2 separate regions of the Homo sapiens genome follow, and region 2 is linked to region 1. Evidence: chromatin loops called from intact Hi-C (ENCODE). Cell type or tissue: CD14-positive monocyte. All regions are shown on one strand. Links, peaks and the distances in the headings refer to the core of each region. The heading gives the core; the rest is flanking DNA. Region 1 has its middle 180 kb from the start of LINC01624. Region 2 overlaps LOC105378150 (a long non-coding RNA gene).

Evidence for each region. Hi-C counts contacts between places; a loop is a spot of excess contacts. Peaks named below come from ENCODE experiments on the same cell type or tissue, not always from the same donor. Only the 100,000 strongest peaks of a DNase experiment are listed, where the experiment ranks them.
Region 2: it touches region 1 in a loop (1.8-fold over the local background); 3 of 110 quality-filtered maps call a loop at or near these places.

What each region holds. Positions count from the first base shown.
Region 1 is chr6:170,083,038-170,092,063 of GRCh38, reverse strand. No RefSeq gene overlaps it. Among named protein-coding and RNA genes, the nearest start is that of LINC01624, 180 kb to the left of the region's middle. RefSeq lists enhancers at 1-401, 3,332-3,431. In CD14-positive monocyte, for the core only: no CTCF peak of the experiment used is centred there; DNase peaks (open chromatin) are centred at 2,343 and 3,923; H3K4me3 peaks cover 1,192 bases; H3K27ac peaks cover 1,091 bases; H3K27me3 peaks cover 2,411 bases.
Region 2 is chr6:170,032,077-170,041,102 of GRCh38, reverse strand. It overlaps LOC105378150 (a long non-coding RNA gene), which reads right to left. Exons shown (of 3, transcript XR_943318.4): 3 at 5,707-9,026. Among named protein-coding and RNA genes, the nearest start is that of LINC01624, 240 kb to the left of the region's middle. RefSeq lists an enhancer at 3,152-3,885. In CD14-positive monocyte, for the core only: no CTCF peak of the experiment used is centred there; a DNase peak (open chromatin) is centred at 4,052.

The sequences.
Region 1 (9,026 bases), core at 638-8,637:
TGCTGTCGGGAGCTGTGTGGTGTTGTCGTGAGCTGTGTGGTGCAGTTGTGAGCTATGTGGCGCTGTCGGGAGCTGTGTGGCGCTGTTGTGAACTGTGTGGTGTTGTGAGCTTGTGTGGTGCTGTTGTGAGCTGCGTGGTGCTGTCGTGAGTTTGTGTGGTGTTGTGACTGCCCAGGGTGACGCAGCGTTGACCGATGATGAGGCACCTGATACAGATAAGTCCTAACATATTCCCTGGTGCAATTTACCAGAAAGGCTGAAAGGCTGGGCCGCACTGCAGGGTCCCTCACCAAGGGAAAATCTCCCCAGGGCATGGATGGGGTTTCCGGCTGTGTCACGTGGCTCCTGCCACCACTCAGTGAAGCCCTAAGGGTCCTCTGGCTTTAGAGTTTGATAATTTGCTCCGATTGCCTCTAACAGAGGGCCTGTCTCCATCCACCCCATCACCACAGGTGGGTCAGTCGCTCCAGGTGGGACAGACATCGGCTGCACAAGGACCACGGCAAATCTGCCCCCAGGACGCTTCCAAAGAGGGCAGTGGGGTCACTCAGTGCCCGTGAACGCTCAGGGTCACTCAACGTCTGTGAACGCTCAGGCACCATGCTGAGTAGCCACCAGGTCAGCAGCCCCGGGTGCGGCCCCCAGACAGGAAGGGTGGGCTCCTGCTTTAGCCTGGCATTGTCTTTGCTTCTGTTCTTCCTTCTGGTGACTTCCACCTTGGAACCTGGGAGCTGGAACGGTGCACACCCCAGTGTTGTCAGAAACATCCTCCAAAGCCTCCATACACTGCTCCCCTTGGAAGGACAGGAAGAGGCTCTATCTCCGACTCCCTGAGGGATCTCACCCCTGCTGGGCAGGTAAGTGGCAGACCTGGGACAGAAGACTGTGAAAAGTGGCAGAGGCCAGGAGCAGGGCAGGGAGCAGGGCAGGGGGCAGGGCAGGGGGCAGGGAGCAAGGCCGGGAGCAGGGCAGGGGGCAGACCAGGGGGCAAGGCCGGGAGCAGGGCCGGGAGCAGGGCCGGTGTCCGGCATTAAGTGGCAAACATGCTCACGGGAAGTGTAGCTCTGGGCACAGGACTCACAGCCAGTAAATGAGCCAAATCCCTCATTTACACCATTCACAAAACTGGATCCCACTGAGGTTAAAGCTCTAAGCAGAGAAACAAGAATTCCAACGTGACGGGAGAAAGAAGAGTGTCCGTATGGTCCTGCGGGCAGAGAGCATCTTCTTGCATATAACAGAAAAACTGGCACAAAAGAAAAGAACCATGAGTACGACAGCATCAATATGATGGGCGTGTAGAGAAGCCTCGAGACACGAGTAGCAGAGTGAGACCGACTGTTCGTAGGAAGGGGCTGGCACAGTGGGTGAATCCAATAGCACTTCACAGGTGCGAGAAGACAATTCCTCCGCTGTGGGGAGAACACACAGCTGTGAAGAAAATGGCCAAAGAAATATGAGCAAAACTTACAAAAGCAGAAATGCAAATTACCAAGAAGCATTTAAAAGCTGCACAATCTCACAACAGATCAGGGAACTGCAATGGAAAACAGTCTGATTTTTTTCCCATTAGATTAGAAGAAATGAAAACGTTTAATGTCAAACATTAGAGGAAATTGGTGCATAAATGGTTTTTTAAAAAGTCAGAATTCGTCATCTCAAAATAAATTCATCAAATTGATTACATTAAAATTGCACTGACTCTGTGATGCATCAGTTTCTTTTCTCAGCATTTACCCTAGGGAAGAATGGACGATGAGCAGGGGATGATGAGCAGGGAAGCAGCTGAAACATTGGCAAGGCAGAGACCACGGCAGAGGCCACGTCAGAGACCACAGTGGAGGCCATGTCAGAGACCATGGCAGACGTCATGACAGAGGTCATGCCAGAGATCCCCTGGGAGCAGAGGGAGTGCCCACCCGCAGGACGTGGGGGAGCAAGGCTGCAGCTGTGGGGAGCACTTGGGCACATCACAGCGTGGGCATGGCAGACGAAGACATGCAGGCCACACGCAGGAAGGCACAAACGCACCGGTCACAGTGTCAGGGGAGCACTGGGTGGTGTCACAAGGGATGTGAGCTTTTGTCTGTTGTGTGTCTGTATGTGTGTTTTAACAGTAAGATTGGGTTCGGGCAAAATCTAAGGGAATAAAAAGCAGGGGAGTGGCTGTGTGTGAATCTGGAGCACAGGTGGCCATGCAGTGACATTAAAATTAGGTCAAAGGAAAGACTAGAGCCAGGGGCGAAGGCGGGAGCGTGGTAGGAAGTGGGGACGGCCTGGCCAAGGCCCCGCCAGACCACAAAGCTCAGGCCCAGACCGCAGAAGGCCGATAAGAGCGTTCCGGAAATCAGCTCTGTCTCGGAAAGAGCCAGGCCCATGGGCTCCTGGCCGTGGGCAACCAAGGCTGAGTCAAAGCCACGTTCTCAAGAGAATCCAGTGCAATTATGCAGAGACTCATTTAAAATGACAAGTACTTTTTAAAAGTCACTCTCTGAAAATGACATTCAAACCAATTATCATTAAGGGAAGATGTAAGTTAGCTTTGTTTAAAAAAAAAAGAAGGTGGAGAAGAATAAAAATCTGTTTTTAGATACTTTGTATGTTGCAGTTTAGAAATACTCCTGCTGAATAAAACCTACAGGAAATGGAAGCAGAGGCGTGTGCAGCCAGCTCAGGAGGGAGGAGGTGAGCTTTGCTTTGCCTGAGTGCTGGTGAGATTTTGCCACCGATGCCGTGATGCATGGAGACCCTGGCTCAGTGAGTCCCCAGGGGAAGCCAGCAGCAGGAGGAAGCCTCAGATCGCAGTTTTTTTTTTTTTTTTTTTTTTTTTTTTTTTTTTTTTTTGGTGATAGAGTCTCGCTCTGTCCCCCCAGGCTGGAGTGCAGTGGCTCCATCTCGGCTCATTGCAACTTCCAACTCCCAGGTTCAAGCAATTCTCCTGCCTCAGCCTCCTGAGTAGCTGGGACTATAGCACCAACCACCACGCCTGGCTAACTTTTTTTAGAGACAGGGTTTCACCATGTTGCCCAGGCTGGTCTCTAACTTTGAGCTCAAGCAATCCGCCCGCCTCGGCCTCCCAAAGTGCTAGGATTACAGGCGTGAGCCACCGCACCCAGCCCAGCTGGTGTCTCATCAGACGTGCAGAGCTGCCTGCACCAAGTGGGACCTTTGCCCCTCCCCGGGGAGCCTACACTGCCGCCCGGCGGGGACAGTCCAGGGCCAGATGCCTGTGAAAGAGGGCGAGGCACGGCCCCAAAGCCTTGGCTGTCAGGATTCCAGGCCCAAGAGGAAGCGGCCGCCCATGTGCCGGGTGAGGTGATGTCTCGTGGCTGCTCAACAGGAGGCCCCGGCACGGATGGTCCTCGCCCTCACACGTGGGCTCAGTTACGTACACACATGTGCCTCATCACACACTGAGCAAACTCCACCGCGGTCAGCCTGCACGGGGACCAGCCCCCGAAGGCCCCTCACAAACACTTATGCCAGAGGCTAGGGGGGTACAGCAGGGTTACCTGCAGGCCCAGAAACCTCTCGGTGTGGCTCGTGTTAGGCCCCGTGGCTTCTTGCACTGAGGCCACGCTCCTGGCTGGGGCCTTGGGGTGAGTGTAGCGTAAATGGCCACCTGCAGGAGGAACCTGTTGGCTCCGTGGCCCAAGACTCTGTTCTTCCGAAAACTCACAGGCTGATTGTTGAGTGGTTGGTCCGTGCACCATCTGGGAGCTGGGGCTGCGGTGGGGGCCCGCGCACCTCTGGCCGTCCTCCTGCGCTCCAGCAGCCCCTTCCCGTCTCCTGTCCCTCTCCCCGCTCACTCCCAGCCCCACAGTCACACCCAGGCTCCCTTCCCAGCTCTGCTCCCACCAGCGGCACCTCACAGCCACGTCAGCTCTTTCTCCTTCGTGCCGAGCCTGTTGTCTACAGACTTCCTCAGGCTGTGGCCGCGGGGTTTCGCGGGCCGACGCTCACCACATCCTGTCCTTTGCCTGTTTTCTCCCTCCCAAGGGCAAGCGCCGCTGCCCCGGCCCCGAGCTCAGCCACAACCTGTGCTGCCGCCCACCCCACGGCCTCCCGTTCCCGCCACACCACGCTCCTCCCACCGCAGGGTCTCCCGGTCCCCACCCACACCACGCTCCTCCCACCCCACGGCCTCCGGGTCCCCCCCACACCACGCTCCTCCCACCCCACGGCCTCCGGGTCCCCCCCACACCACGCTCCTCCCACCCCACGGCCTCCCGGTCCCCCCCCACACCATGCTCCTCCCACCGCGGGGCCTCCGGGTCCCCCCACACCACGCTCCTCCCCCCACACCACGCTCCTCCCACCCCACGGCCTCCGGGTCCCCCCCACACCACGCTCCTCCCACCGCAGGGCCTCCGGGTCCCCCCCACACCACGCTCCTCCCACCCCACGGCCTCCCGGTCCCCCCCCACACCACGCTCCTCCCACTGCAGGGTCTCCGGGTCCCCCCACACCACGCTCCTCCCACCGCAGGGTCTCCGGGTCCCCCCACACCACGCTCCTCCCACCCCACGGCCTCCGGGTACCCCCACACCACGCTCCTCCCACCCCACGGCCTCCGGGTCCCCCCACACCACGCTCCTCCCACCCCACGGCCTCCGGGTCCCCCCACACCACGCTCCTCCCACCCCACGGCCTCCCGGTCCCCCCCCACACCACGCTCCTCCCACCGCGGGGCCTCCGGGTCCCCCCACACCATGCTTTTCCTTGGCAGCCTCAGCCTCATTCCTTTCCTCTAAACCTCCACACTCGGCCTCCCCTGCTGAGGCTCCCGGACGTTTCATGACCTTTTAACAGTGCGATGCTCCCTTCCGTTCCACGGGCCGGCCTTGTCCACGCCCTTCCCCGAGCTTGGCCGGTGCTGTTCCCCAGCCTGGGGCCGCCCTGCACCCTTGGCCACGTGTAGCTCCCTCCAAGGGTCCAACTACACGGTCCTGGCTCTTTCTCGAAGCCTCCCCTGCCCCTTCCTTCCCACGCAGGTCCCTTTCCTCTACACAGTTGGACGTGTTGTCCCGTGCCCTCCTTTCCCCGCATTTCCTCGTCTTTCCTCGTGGACAGTGAGCTTCGTGCGGAGGGGAGTGCGGGCCCTGCGGGTCCTGGTGCTGCTGAGCGCAGCACTCGTTCTGCGGTGGACACTCCAGGCGGCTTTCCCAGAGGAGGGGGCATGGCGGGAGCGGGCCTATGGGTTGGGCGTGGATCATAAAGCTCCCTTCTGCCCAGAAGCTTCAACTCTAGACGGGCGTTGGAGTTTGTTCCATTTGTACCAGCGACGTGGCGTTCCCTGCCTCTCCTGCTACGGGGTGGCTGCCTCCCCACGGCTTGCCCTATCCCTCCTGCCGCCCCTTCTGCCTTCCCCGCCTGCTCCCCGCTCGGTCCTCCCTGGCTTCTTGCTGCCCACGCCAACCATCACCTCTGGTCGCCCTCCATGGGCTGGACAGAGACTGGACGTGGTGTTTTTCTGTGTGAAATGTACCCTTTAAGATGTTCTATAAATATAAATAATTATCATGAAGACAGTTGGAATCATTTAATTGAAAAATAAAAATGATATTAATGATATTGTTCTAACCACCAACAATTTTTTTTAAACTTATGTAAGTAGAATTCTATTTTCAGAAAATGGAAAGATTAATTTGTGGCTCCGTTACCACAATAGTCTCTTGAAGTCTTGGGCCTGAGAAGGAAAAGTAGGTCATTCAAAATCTAGCACAATGATCTTGCAAGAGGCTAGGAATGGAAAAATTCAAGAAACATTTTAATCCAAACATCTTTTATTCTCGAATCAAAACAATGATTTCATGGAAGAGGCAGGAGAGGTATTGAGTCCTTGTTTGGTTCTTTTTTTCCACACATATTTATCGAATGGGCTCTGGGCCAGGCAATGTGTGTTACACAGTCTGGGCTCTTGACAGAACAGAGGGGACAAGACAATAAATATTGTGTGAAAAGGAGAACATGAGAAAAAACGGTGGGAGCAAAGAGAATGGAAACATGGACCTGGGGAGCCACAGAAAGCCCTCAGGGCCAGGGCTCCCCCATATCCTGACAGGTGCGGGGCCGGCATGGATGCCGCGGTGGGGAGGACGGTGCAGTGGGTGGGACTGAGGCCCAGAGCGCAGCCTCACGGCTGAGAAGAGGCCTGGAAGGAGGAGCTGGAGACACCCCACTTTCCGAGAATTTCCCTCTGAGCGTCCTGTGTTCCCTCTACGTGGAGATAATGCTGCCGTGTTTGCATGCAGGAGTCGCCTTCAGCAGTAAAGCACCTCCCTGTGTCTATGGAAGTGTCTTCCACGCTCACCTGATAGAGTTCGGAAGCAGAACACACAGCCCGTGCAGCCGTCCGCAAAGCCGCTTCTGTCTCAGCACCAGCTCATCAGGGCAGCCCAGCACTCGGGCAGCTCCGCCTTGGGGAGAGTCCACACAAATGTGCTTCACTTTTAAATACTCAACAGAGGAAGAGATCAGGACACTTCTGGAAGATTGGCTGGGTTGCGGCAGATGGTTTTGGTAAATGCCAGACCTTTAACTCAGTGAAACGGCAAAGTCGGGAAGAAGAACCCACTGGCAGTGTTTGGAGTCACCCTCAGCCATGGACATGAACTCAGGGACGGATGGTGCTGGCACCTTCATGAGCAGAGCTGGTCCCAAACAGCAGGAGAAATCGTTGGAAGGGTGACTTCCCCAGAGCTCCCGGGAATACTGGAATTCAGGCCTCTCACCCCAGCATTGCGTAAGGTGTATAATTAACTGAATATACACAACACACACAGACGCTTAAATCTGGGGACTTTCCTTTAACACTGAAGATATCTGGTTACTCACTGCAGATATCCTCGCACCATCCCAGAGGTGACCAATGCCCTATTTTCCTTCTGGGGTGACATGAGTTCTTGGGGGCACTTCCCTCTGGGCTCAGGTATTCTTATTTCTAAGGCTCCACTTTCTGCTCCCATCTTCAGACGCACCCAGGGAAACTCTCTGGGCTTTGTCGTAAATGAATGGCCTCTCTCCTTTATGACCCTGGTCTCACCCTCCTGCCTTCCAGGTGGCCATGGGATGCCCGTCCTCTTTCTCACCCAGACTCTCTCTCAGGCCCCGGTGTGAGCTGCATCTTCTGAGGCCGCCGTCTCCCTGCTCCTGTGTGATTTGCTGCTTCTCCTGTTGTCTGGGAGTCTCACTCTGTCACCCAGGCTGGAGTGCAGTGGCGTGATCTTGGCTCACTGCAGCCTCTGCCTCCTGGGTTCAAGTAATTCTCCTGCCTCAGCCTCCTGAGTAGCTGGGATTACAGGCACCCCACCATGCCCGGCTAATTTTTTTATTTTTAGTAGAGATGGGGTTTCACTGTGTTGGCCAGGCTGGTCTCAAACTCCTGACCTCAAGTGATCCGCTCGCCTTGGCCTCCCAAAGTGCTGGGATTGCAGGCGTGAGCCACCGTCCCTGGCCTCCCAAAGTTCTGGGATTGCAGGCGTGAGCCACCGTCCCTGGCCTCCCAAAGTGCTGGGATTGGAGGAGTGAGCCACTGCGCCCGGCCTCCCAAAGTGCTGGGATCACAGGCGTGAGCCACCGTGCCCGGCCACATTCAGCCTTTTTTTCAGTGATTCTCCCAAGGACTATGTTGCCCACATCAGTTCTCCACCAACCTCTGTTAGATCACTCAATCCTGTATTAAAATGGCGTGAATTACTGATGTCCCTTGCAGGTTGAGAGGCAGACACGCTTGGTGGTGCTGGGGGCGCCCATATGCGGAGTCAGACGTCCAGGATCTGAGTCCCGGCTCTTCCGTTCGTCAGCCAGAGGCCTCTGAGGGGTCTGCTTTGCCTTCGTGTGCCTTGGTCTCCCCATCTGTGAAACGGGGAGATGCTAGGACCCATCTCATAGGGTTTTCGAGGGGCTGAGTGAGTTAACACACAGAAGCATCAGACAGTTCCAGCCCACAGTTGGTGCTGGTCTCAACACTCTGACGGTCCAGAGCAGGGGTAGGCCAAGCTCCACCTGAAGTTGTGTTTTCAATCCACTAATTAATGCATAAAAATATGGCCCCTGCTTTTAGGTGCAGACACAGCTGTGGGTGCCAGTGACATGGTCACGAGGGCGGCTTGTCATTAGTGCGAGGGGACACTGGTGTCCGAGGAGGGCGGGCTGTGCCGGTCTGAGGGTGTCGGCCTGCGATGGAGGACACTCCTCTCTGATTATTTCAATGCATAGGCCTTAAGAGCCCCTTCCTGCTGGAACCCTCAAATCCCGGAACTCCTCTTTGCCTCTCGGAACAGCCTCAGCACCACCCGTGAGGCTGCACGTTTTACTCCTGAGCTGACCCTGAGAATGCTGCTGCCCCCCGTCGAGCCATGCGAGTCTCATCCTGTTTAAACTTCATTCTCCGAGAGGAAAATCTCTCCTGTGAGCCAGCGTTGAAGCCAGATGGTGCCAGCTACCCACACAGCAGGATGACGCGTCAGGACAGCCTCCCTTGTGGAGGCCGTTGGTCCCTGACAACGGCCACTTCCCAGAAACTCAGAATTAGAAACTTGTAAAATAAATGCTCCAAGTCAAATGTGTCACCCAAAATAGTTCCCATCAGATGCCTGTAACACGCATGGCCCTCGTTGCGTAGTATCAGTGTTAAATTGCCAACTGTCTCCCGGTGAGCTGCTCACGTCGGGGCTCCGTGCATTTGAAGCAGGTCTGTAGGTGTCCACCGGGCGTCTGCGCCACCTGGGTGTGGCTAATGTGCTGTTTGCAAATGGCCCAAAGGCTTCGAATATTCCACAGGTTATGTACACACTTTGTGAGAACACTCGTATAAAAATTGACAGCAAAGATGGAATTTAAATATAAATCAAACAGACCTACTAGTCTAATTACCAAAAAGGAGGGAGAGAGAGTTTCAGTGAGGATCCCAGGGGGAGTGAACCACGTGAGTCCCGCCTCTCAGGACGAGGAGGCCACGGTTTGGGACCATCTCTCTGGGCAGTGGTGCGGAGGGAGTGGGGGGGGTCCAGGCTGGTGGCCCG
Region 2 (9,026 bases), core at 235-8,234, 51 kb after region 1:
AGACACCAATCCAAGACATTTGAGAAGTACATTGGTGAGTGGCTTGGTCCAGAAAGGTGGACAACGCAAAGCTGGCAGGGAGGGGAGGCTTCCAGGTGTCAGGTAAATTTAAAGGTTTTCTGGTTGACAATGGGTTGAGTTTGTCCAAAGACCTGAGATGCAGCAGAAAGGAACGTCTGGGTTAAGATAACGGTGTGGAGAGCAAGGTTTTGTCATGCAGATGAAGCTTTAGCTAGGAGGCTGCAGACAGAATAGGGTGCAAAATGTTGTTGTCAAAGTCTGTGCTGCTGTTAGTGAGGGGTACAATGAGACGTGTGTGACCCCCGCTTCCCGTCATGGCCTGAACCCACCTCTCAGGTTACATTTTAAGAGCCCTGGCTGAGGAGGAAGTCCATTCAGATGACTGGAGGGCCTCAGAGTTTTGTTTTTGGTTTACACTTTTCAAACAGAGATGTCTTTCTTCCTTTTGCCTTTCTTTTCTGAACAGCTGTGACTTCTGCTTGGACGTGGATCTGTGGCAGCCACACGCCTATGGTGGGACCAGTTCTTTCTTAGAAGCACAGTGTGTGACTGTCTTCTCCTGGGATCGAGGACAACTCCACGGCCTCTTCCCTTAAACAGGGATCTGATCCTCCCAGTAAACTTTCCTTCCTGTCGCGTGCTTGGGTACTCTATAAAAATGGAAGTTTAATCAATATTTTAACTTACATATTTATTTATAGACGCCTGGTTTCTCAAGGACTTCAACCTCTAAGTTCACAGTGGTGTTCCTGAGCACCCGGGCAGTCACTCCTGGCAGATGGTCCGAAGCTCAAGGCCAGGCTTGGGACATTCCGGCGGCCACCCTTCCCCACCTGGCTCTAACAGACTCCCGATGAAACCGTCTTTCTGCAGGGGGTGGAAGGGAATGGGGATGTTTTGATTCCTGGGGAGATGATAATTTGATTTTTCAAATCTTGAATATGGACATATGTGATAGGCAGTTAGCTAAGAAGATATTTATTATTCAAAAAGGAGAATCACTTTGTAACCTCACAGTGGGCAAGCAGTGGTAGCATTGTTCCCCCAGTGATGGAGGCCCACAGCCAGTGGTGACCACTAGTACTTCGTAAGCCCCAGACACAGTGCCCCAGCAAGGACATGGTGGACCAGCAAGAACACATAGGAACAGCAAGGACACGGTGGGCCAGCACGGACTCAGAGGGACAGCAGGGACACAGAGGGACAGCAGGGACACGGTGGGACAGCAGGGACACGGTGCACCAGCAGGGACATGGTGGGACAGCAGGGACACGGTGGGACAGCAGGGACACGGAGGGACAGCGGGGACACAGTGGGACAGCAGGGACATGGTGGGACAGCAGGGACACGGTGGGACAGCAGGGACACGGTGGGACAGCAGGGACACGGAGGGACAGCAGGGACACAGTGGGACAGCAGGGACATGGTGGGACAGCAGGGACACGGTGGGCCAGCGGGGACACAGCCAGCGGGGACACGGAGGGACAGCGGGGACACAGTGGGACAGCAGGGACATGGAGGGACAGCAGGGACACGGTGGGCCAGCAGGGACATGGTGGGACAGCAGGGACATGGAGGGACAGCAGGGACATCGCGCCCAGCAGGGACTCGGCATCACCTCTGTGGCATTCTTGCCGATAGTGCCTCACTTCAGTCCAATTGGACAGACCAGATAGTTGGCAAAATAACTGATCAAGTCTTCCAACGTGTCAAGGTTCGAAAGACAAGGGAGCAGCCACGGCCACAGGCAACTGGACGCAGGGGACCACCCTGATGGACCCTGGAGCAGAAGCCGGGCCCATGTGGAAACACCATGAGGTTTATCTGAAGTCTGCGTTTCATGAATAGCACTGTGTGAGTGTCCTGGTTCTGGCAGTCGTGCTGGGGCTAAGGGGCTAACTCAGGGAAGTTGGATATGGTGTGTCAGGAAGAGCTGTTATTTTTGTGACTCTACTGTAAGACTAAAATTAGTTAAAAGTACAAAGGTAAACAGAAAATAAAGAATGTGTCTGACATCGTTCAGAAGAGTTTGCACGTCAGCTAGAAACGGAATGACTTCTTCCCAGAGCCTGGCTGGGGTGGTGACTGGAGGTGGGCTCCCTCATACCTTTCCGAGGGTCGGCCTCCTGATTCATGCACACCAGATGCACAGGCCGTGAGCCAGAGTGTTTACTTCCTGGTTCCACTTGGTGTGCACGTGGGAATAACCCCCAGGGGTTTGTAGACGTCCAGTGAACTGAGCCCCCCTCAGACCCGCTGAGTCCATCCAGATCCTCTGGGATGGGAAGAAAGCATTTGGGTTTTTGTGAAAAAGAACATTGGCTTGTGGTATCATGTTTTATAAAAGACTTCTTCACTCTTTCAGAACATTTGCTACAGGATAACTTGCCAACTTATTTTCAGGAGTGTAACGTCTATGTAAAATTTTCCCAGGTTGGAGGCCACGAGGACCAGCCCTCTGCCACGCACAGATCTGAGAGCTCGCACTGTCCACAGTCAGAGGTGAGCTTGGGCCGGGCTTTCCTGGTCATCAGGGTGGTGTCCGTGCACATCCCCCAGCACAGCTGGGAAGCAGGACCCAAGTGCTCATCATGAATCTGACCTTCGCCCCCACTGCAGCCGTCATCCCAGGGAACACAGCAGTTACTGTAGCACTCATCCTCCTAACAGGACCTCCCCCCAGCAGCCCTGAGGGCAGGGATCCTCCTTGTTTCTGTCTCACACAGAGAAGGTGCTTAACACTGACCTTTATCTTTCAGCAAGTTTCTAAGCAGAGACATGCAGAGCTTTCTGCTTTCACATTTGAACTAGTGGGGTGGAGCCAAACCCCTGGTCTCTAGAAGGACATGCAGGTGTGCCAGGTGCCCAGGACAGCAGAATGTCCATGTTGTCCTCAGGGCCCTCGGTGGGAAGCACCCATGGCCAGCGCTGAGGGCACCGTGGTTGTCCCCATCCCTCACTGGCGTCTGGTTCACACGAGGATAACTCGAGCACCCATACCCCCACACCCTCCCCTGTGACAGTGTGGGAGGGTCCAGAAGTGTCCGGAAGCTGACTCTTGGTGGACATTCGGAGCACAGAGCATCTCGCCAGCTGTTTTGTGCTACCACGAAGGTGCCAAATGCCACGTCATGCTTTCAGAATGGAGTGTTTTAATTGAGATATTTAGCTAAGATAAACAAGACTTTTTGTCATGTCTCATTTGCTGGAAAATTAGCAGATTGAAAAGGCTTGGGGGATAGGCACATGAGAAGCATTGCAAAACTGAAACTGAGCCTTAGTAAGAGCTGAGACGTGGGTGTGATTGGAGCGGCCTCTGAGAGCGTGTCTGGGTGGGGGCTGCTGGTCCTGGGCCCTGGGAAGCAGGTCCAGGTTGGGGCTGCTGGTTCTGGGCCCTGGGAGGTGTGTCTGGGCAGAGGCTGCAGGTCCTGGGCCAGGTCAGGAGCTGGGATGTCCTGCTGGGACCCTCAGGCTCTGGCAGGTAGTCATGGTGAAAATGGCTTGACCCCGAACACCTGAAAGGTGATTCACTGCTGCTCTGGCAGAGGGGAGGGATAATCCTCTACTCTTAGCAGAGGATCCTGTGGGGCTGGGTCTCTTGGTGGAGATGCCTGGGAGATTTTGAGTGTCCCAGAGCACATGGGGCCGACTGAGAAAATTTCCAAGTGTTCCCTCACCTCACACTCAAAATGCTTGCATTTCAACATCAGAGTTAAACTCTAACAAAAATTAAACAGGCACACGTTTCCCCAGGGTGTTTTGTGAACCTTCAGAAGTTCTGGAAGGGACTGATGTTTTTGCCTGTGTGTTAGAGGAGCAAGGTGTGTGATATGGTCTGGATTTGTGTCCTGCCCAAATCTCGTGTTGAATTGTCATCCCCAGTGTGGGAGGAGGGCCTGGCGGGAGGGGACTGGATCACGGGGGCAGATTTCCCCCTTGCTGTTCTCATGATAGTGAGTTCTCGCTGGTTATTTAAAGGGGTGTGGCACCTCACCCTTTGCTGCCTCTTGTGTCCCGCTCTGGCCACAGGAGTCATGACACCTTCCCCTTTGCCTTCTGCCCAATCGTGAGTTTCCTGAGGCCTCCTCGGAAGCAGAAGCCTGTACAGCCTGTGAAACTATGAGACAATTAAACCTCTTTTCCTTATTTTCCTTATAAGTCACCCTTATAAGGCAGTTCTTTATAACAATGGGAGAATGCAATGATACAGAAAATTGGTACCAGGAGCGGGGCATTGCTATAAAGATCCCTGGAATGTGGAAGCTGCTTTGGAGCTGGGTAAAGGGCCGAGGTTGGAAGAGTGTGGAGGGCTCAGAAGAAGACAGGAAGATGAGGGAAAGTTTGGAACTTCCTAGAGACATGTTAAATTATTGTGATCAGAATGCTGATAGTCATATGGAAAATGAAGTCCAGGCTGAGGAGATCTCAGATGGAGATGAGGAACTTGTTGGGAACTGGAGTAAAGGTCACTCTTGCTATGCTTTAGCAAAGAGGCTGGAGGCATTGTGTGCCTGCTCTAGGGATCTGTGGAACTTTAAACTTGAGAGAGATGATTTAGGGTGTCTGGCAGATGAAATTTCTAAACAGCAAAGTGTTCAAGATTTGGCCTGGCTGCTTCTAAAAGCCTATGCTCATTTGCATAAACAAAGAAACGATCTGAAATTGGAACTTAAATTTAAAGGGAAAGCAAAGCATAAAATTTTGGAAAATTTGCAGCCCTGCCATGTGGTAGAAAAGAAAAACCCATTTTCTGGGAAGGAATTCAAGCTGGCTTGCAGAAATTTGCATAAGTAAACAAGAGCCAAATGTTGATAGCCAAGACAATGGAGAATATGCCTCAAAGGCATTTCAGAGAACTTCAGTGCAGCTCCTCTCATCACAGACTCAGAGGCCTAGGAGGGAAGAATGATTTTGCGGGCCAGGCCCAGGACCCCACCACCCTGCGCAGACTTGGGACACTGCTCCTTGTGTCCCAGCTGCTCCAGCTCCAGCCATGGCTAAAAAGGCCCCAGATACATCTCAGGCAGCTGCTCCAGAAGGCGCAAGCTGTAAGCCTTGGCAGCTTCCACGTGGTGTTAAGCCTGTGGGTGTGCAGAGGGCAAGAGTTGAGGCTTGGGAGCTCCTGCCTAGATTTCAGAGGATGTATGGAAGCTCCTGGATGTCCAGGCAGCAGCCTGCTGTAGGGGCAGAGCCCTCGTGGAGAACCTCTCCTAGGGCAGCGTGGAGGGGAAATGTGAAGCAGGGGATGCAAAAACCCTCACTGTGCTTCCTGTGAGGGCCTGGCAGAGCTACAGTCTGAAGTCAGTGCTCTCCCATCAGGAAGGAGTGCTGGTCAGTGTTTGTGCCCAAACCATAAAAGAGAGGGGTGACATCAAGTTGGTGGAAATCAGCATGGTCTCGTTTGAAGGGGCTGTATACTGTGTAGCCCTCAGGGAAGAAAGCCTAATGGTGCTTAGTGAGGGAGGGGGATCACGAAGCAAGTCTGACCTCCCCTCTGTCATGGCTGGGAACTCAGTTTTCAAGGTTTCTCAGAGGTCCCTTTGGCCAAGGGGAGGTCATTTCAGTTGGTTGCGGGCCTTAGAATTGTATTTTTATTCCTCATAGTCATATATTATTCCATGTAAATTGACAGTGGCTATGAGGAAGCTAAGGAAAGCCGGCAAGTACTAAAAAGAATTGCAGCAGTTCTGCAAATAAATCTCAGGATGTCTCTAAGTTGCATCCATTTAACAAGATGCCTACATAACATGTCAATCACTTAGCAAGATGCCTGCACAACATGTCAATCATTTAATAAGATGCCTACATAACACGTCAGTCATTTAGCAAGATGCCTCCATAACATGTCAAGATGTCCCTCACATCCAATGGACAAAAGGGGAAATAGAATGGTAGTCATAGCCATTTTGCTTTTTGCTGACTGTGAATATGAGCTGTCACACCATCAATGTGCTGTTTGGAAAGAGTTTCAGACATGTCTCAAAGTCCCTTGCACCGTTTGGGAACAAAATATGATCTCTAGAGAAGCAGATATTTAAACATCTGAATAAAAATATTCTAAACTTTGGATCATAAAAGTCATTTGGAGACATAGTACATGCAAGTAATTTGATTTTCTAACATACACTCAGTCCTTAAATAAAATAGAAAATAGTCGTTTGCTTCAAAAGTATTGATGAGCCATGGGTTTTTCTTACATTTACTTTGAAAGTGGAGTAAAGTGCATATAACACTTGCCAAATGAGGAAATTATAGGAATATTTTTAAAGATCATATGTAAATGGACCTTGTAATACATACTTCAACCATAGATAACTTTAAATACATTATTTATTACTTAAGATGTGTTTGTTTTCACATACTAATAAAAATCAATGAACATTCATTATCCATCCCAAGAGGTTATGGCCCTGAAGAGAGCCCGGGGTGAAAAACCCAGGCAGGCGGGTTAGGGCCTGGCTTGGGACGTTCTCAGTGGCAGACGCCATGGCGAGGTGGCGTGTCACATCTCCAGTGTGGTGATCTGTGCCAGCAGCCAGGGCTCTTGACTGGACTTCTTTGTTTAAAGCTGTATCCCTGCCCAACAGGCTGAGAAACTTTGCAGCCTGGGCACAAGCCTCTGCCTGCTCCCCGACCTCACCCTCCCTACATGCTGCAGATCTCGTGGACTGAATGGCGCCCCCCAGTCCTGCGCTGAAGTCCCAGCTCCCAGTGAGACTGTATTTGGACTCAGGGCCTTCGGGTGCAACAAGAGACCTGTGTCCAGACGTCCCTTCCCTCCCCTTCTCTCCAGGAGCCCTCGGGCAGGGTTGACTACACATTTGGGAACTAGAGGGATAGGTTCTTTCCCTCAGAAGCATGCGAACTGTTTCTTCCCCAATTTCAGTTTTGATTCTTGGAGGTGATTTGGGTGTGGAGGACTCTGAGACCACAGGTGCACTAGGTAGACTAGAGGAGGAGGGGCCAGTGGGGCCCCCCAGGAGGGTCAAGCATCTGCTTGGCAAAGACCCCTGGATGGAGCAGCCAGACCCAACTTCCAGGCCTCCTCTGCTGTAGATTTGGAAAGAGTGTGTCTGTTGCGGGCTGGGTCTGGGAAAGAGTGTGTCTGATGCAGGCTGGGCCTGAAGGACAGGTCACTTTGAGTGCAAATGGCTTGAGCAAAGGGCAGGGCAGAAAAGCAGGGCCAGGTGGCAGCTGGGAGCACTTGGTTTGTCTGGGACTCAAGAGAGAAGGGTGCCATGGAGGTGGGCTCGACACTCACCCGGGTGCTGATGGGCTCCACACCCAGGAGGAAAGAACTTCCCTGTGCTGGATACTTGAGTAGGGTATGAAAGCTCTGTGCTGCAGGAAGGATCGTGGGTGAGGGTGTGCCAGGCAGACTGGCCAAAATGGATGGGGATGAGGGGTTCCCTTGAGAGTTAGGGGTAGAAATTGGGAAAAGGGGTGATTTTAGGAGACAGTTCAGAGAGAGCAATGACCTGACTTCACAGTGGTTTGCATGGGAGCATGAGAGTGAGAAGAAGCCCAAAGTTTGGTTCTGGCTGCCTGGTGGATGGTGGTGCCAGCACCGAATCAAGGTGCCCAGGGGAAGAAGTGGGATTTGGAGGAATTCAGATCAAGTGTTGAAATGTGAGTTTTAAGTGCTGATGGAACATCTGGTGGAGATATTCACAAGAAGTTGGGAAGATACAGTTACAGAGGAAGATGGTACTGGTGGCAAACGCTACGGAAGTCAACTGCTGGTGTTCCCCAGTCTGACTTGGGCATGTCTCCCTCTGCCCCGGAGGAACCCTCCCAGCAAGCTGGGTGACCTGGGGTCTGACTCCTGCAGAGGAATTGCATGTCTGGTGGACACTGCCTCTGGTGATCTGAAAGATGCCATCTGTGTTTGAGCTTGGTGCAGCCTCAGTAGCTTAAACATTTGTCCCTGAGCACCTGTGGGTTTGTGGTGTAGGTAATGCCTCCGTGCTGTGTGTTTGTAGGACATGATGACTGGCCCAATCTCTTGTACTGTGCAGAGCCACATATCTGAAGTGTGGTGCCCAGGTCGGCCATGGTAGCTCCTGCTGAATGCATGCAGCAGAGACACCCTGAACACTCACTATCTCTTTCTGTGCATTTAAAACATTTGAGGCCTAAGAGACGGAAACACCCTGTTCTTTATGGGCTGGGGCCATGAATTTGCACGGACCCGTTTACGGAGAGGGAAAGGTTGGGGTCCTGGATACCAGCTGGCGCACGGGTCCAGATGGAGTGGTAGAGATGGAGAACTGGAGGGTGCCAGGGTGACAAGGCCCTGCCTGCAGCCTGCCCTGCAGAGCACTCTGGAAGGAGGAGGCACAGGCAGCAGGAGCAGCATCTCTTTTCTTCTTTCTTCCCCTGGGCACTTGTTCTAAATTGGGAGTGAGAAGAGAGGGAGAAATAGTGTGCAGACAGCCCTGGACGTGTGCTGTACCCTCAGGCGGAGCCACCCTCAGTGCTCCCTGCTCCTGCTCTGTTGCCTCTCTCCAGCTCACCCTGTTCCTAGAAGGGAGTGTCCAAGGGAAGAAGCAAATGTCTCATGTCTCATGAGCCCCTGGATCCCCCGACTGGGCTTTTCTGGCTAGTGCCATGAGCTGCCCCAGGAGATGGGAGCCACACTGGGACTCTGGCCCTAACGTGGGGCCACCTCTGGGCTGCTGCTTCTTGCCTGCCATGCAGTGGGGACAGGCTGAGGTCCAGGGGCCTTTCCGTGCTGATGTCATGGCCACACAGGGTTCCTGCCTGGCTTTCCACCAGCAGGTATGTGACCTGCCCTCCGAGTCTCCTCCCTGAGCCCGGCTTTTTCCTGGGCTCTGTGTCCTTGTTGGACATTTGGGGTGTTGGGGGAGATACAGACCGCAGAAATGGTGGGTCCTCTGGCCCAAACATTCCCTTACAAATTTAATCCTAATTCCAGCCACCTTATTCACTGGAGAAGCAGCAGGCCTCACCCCATGTCCTCTCCCACCTCTCCCAAACATCTG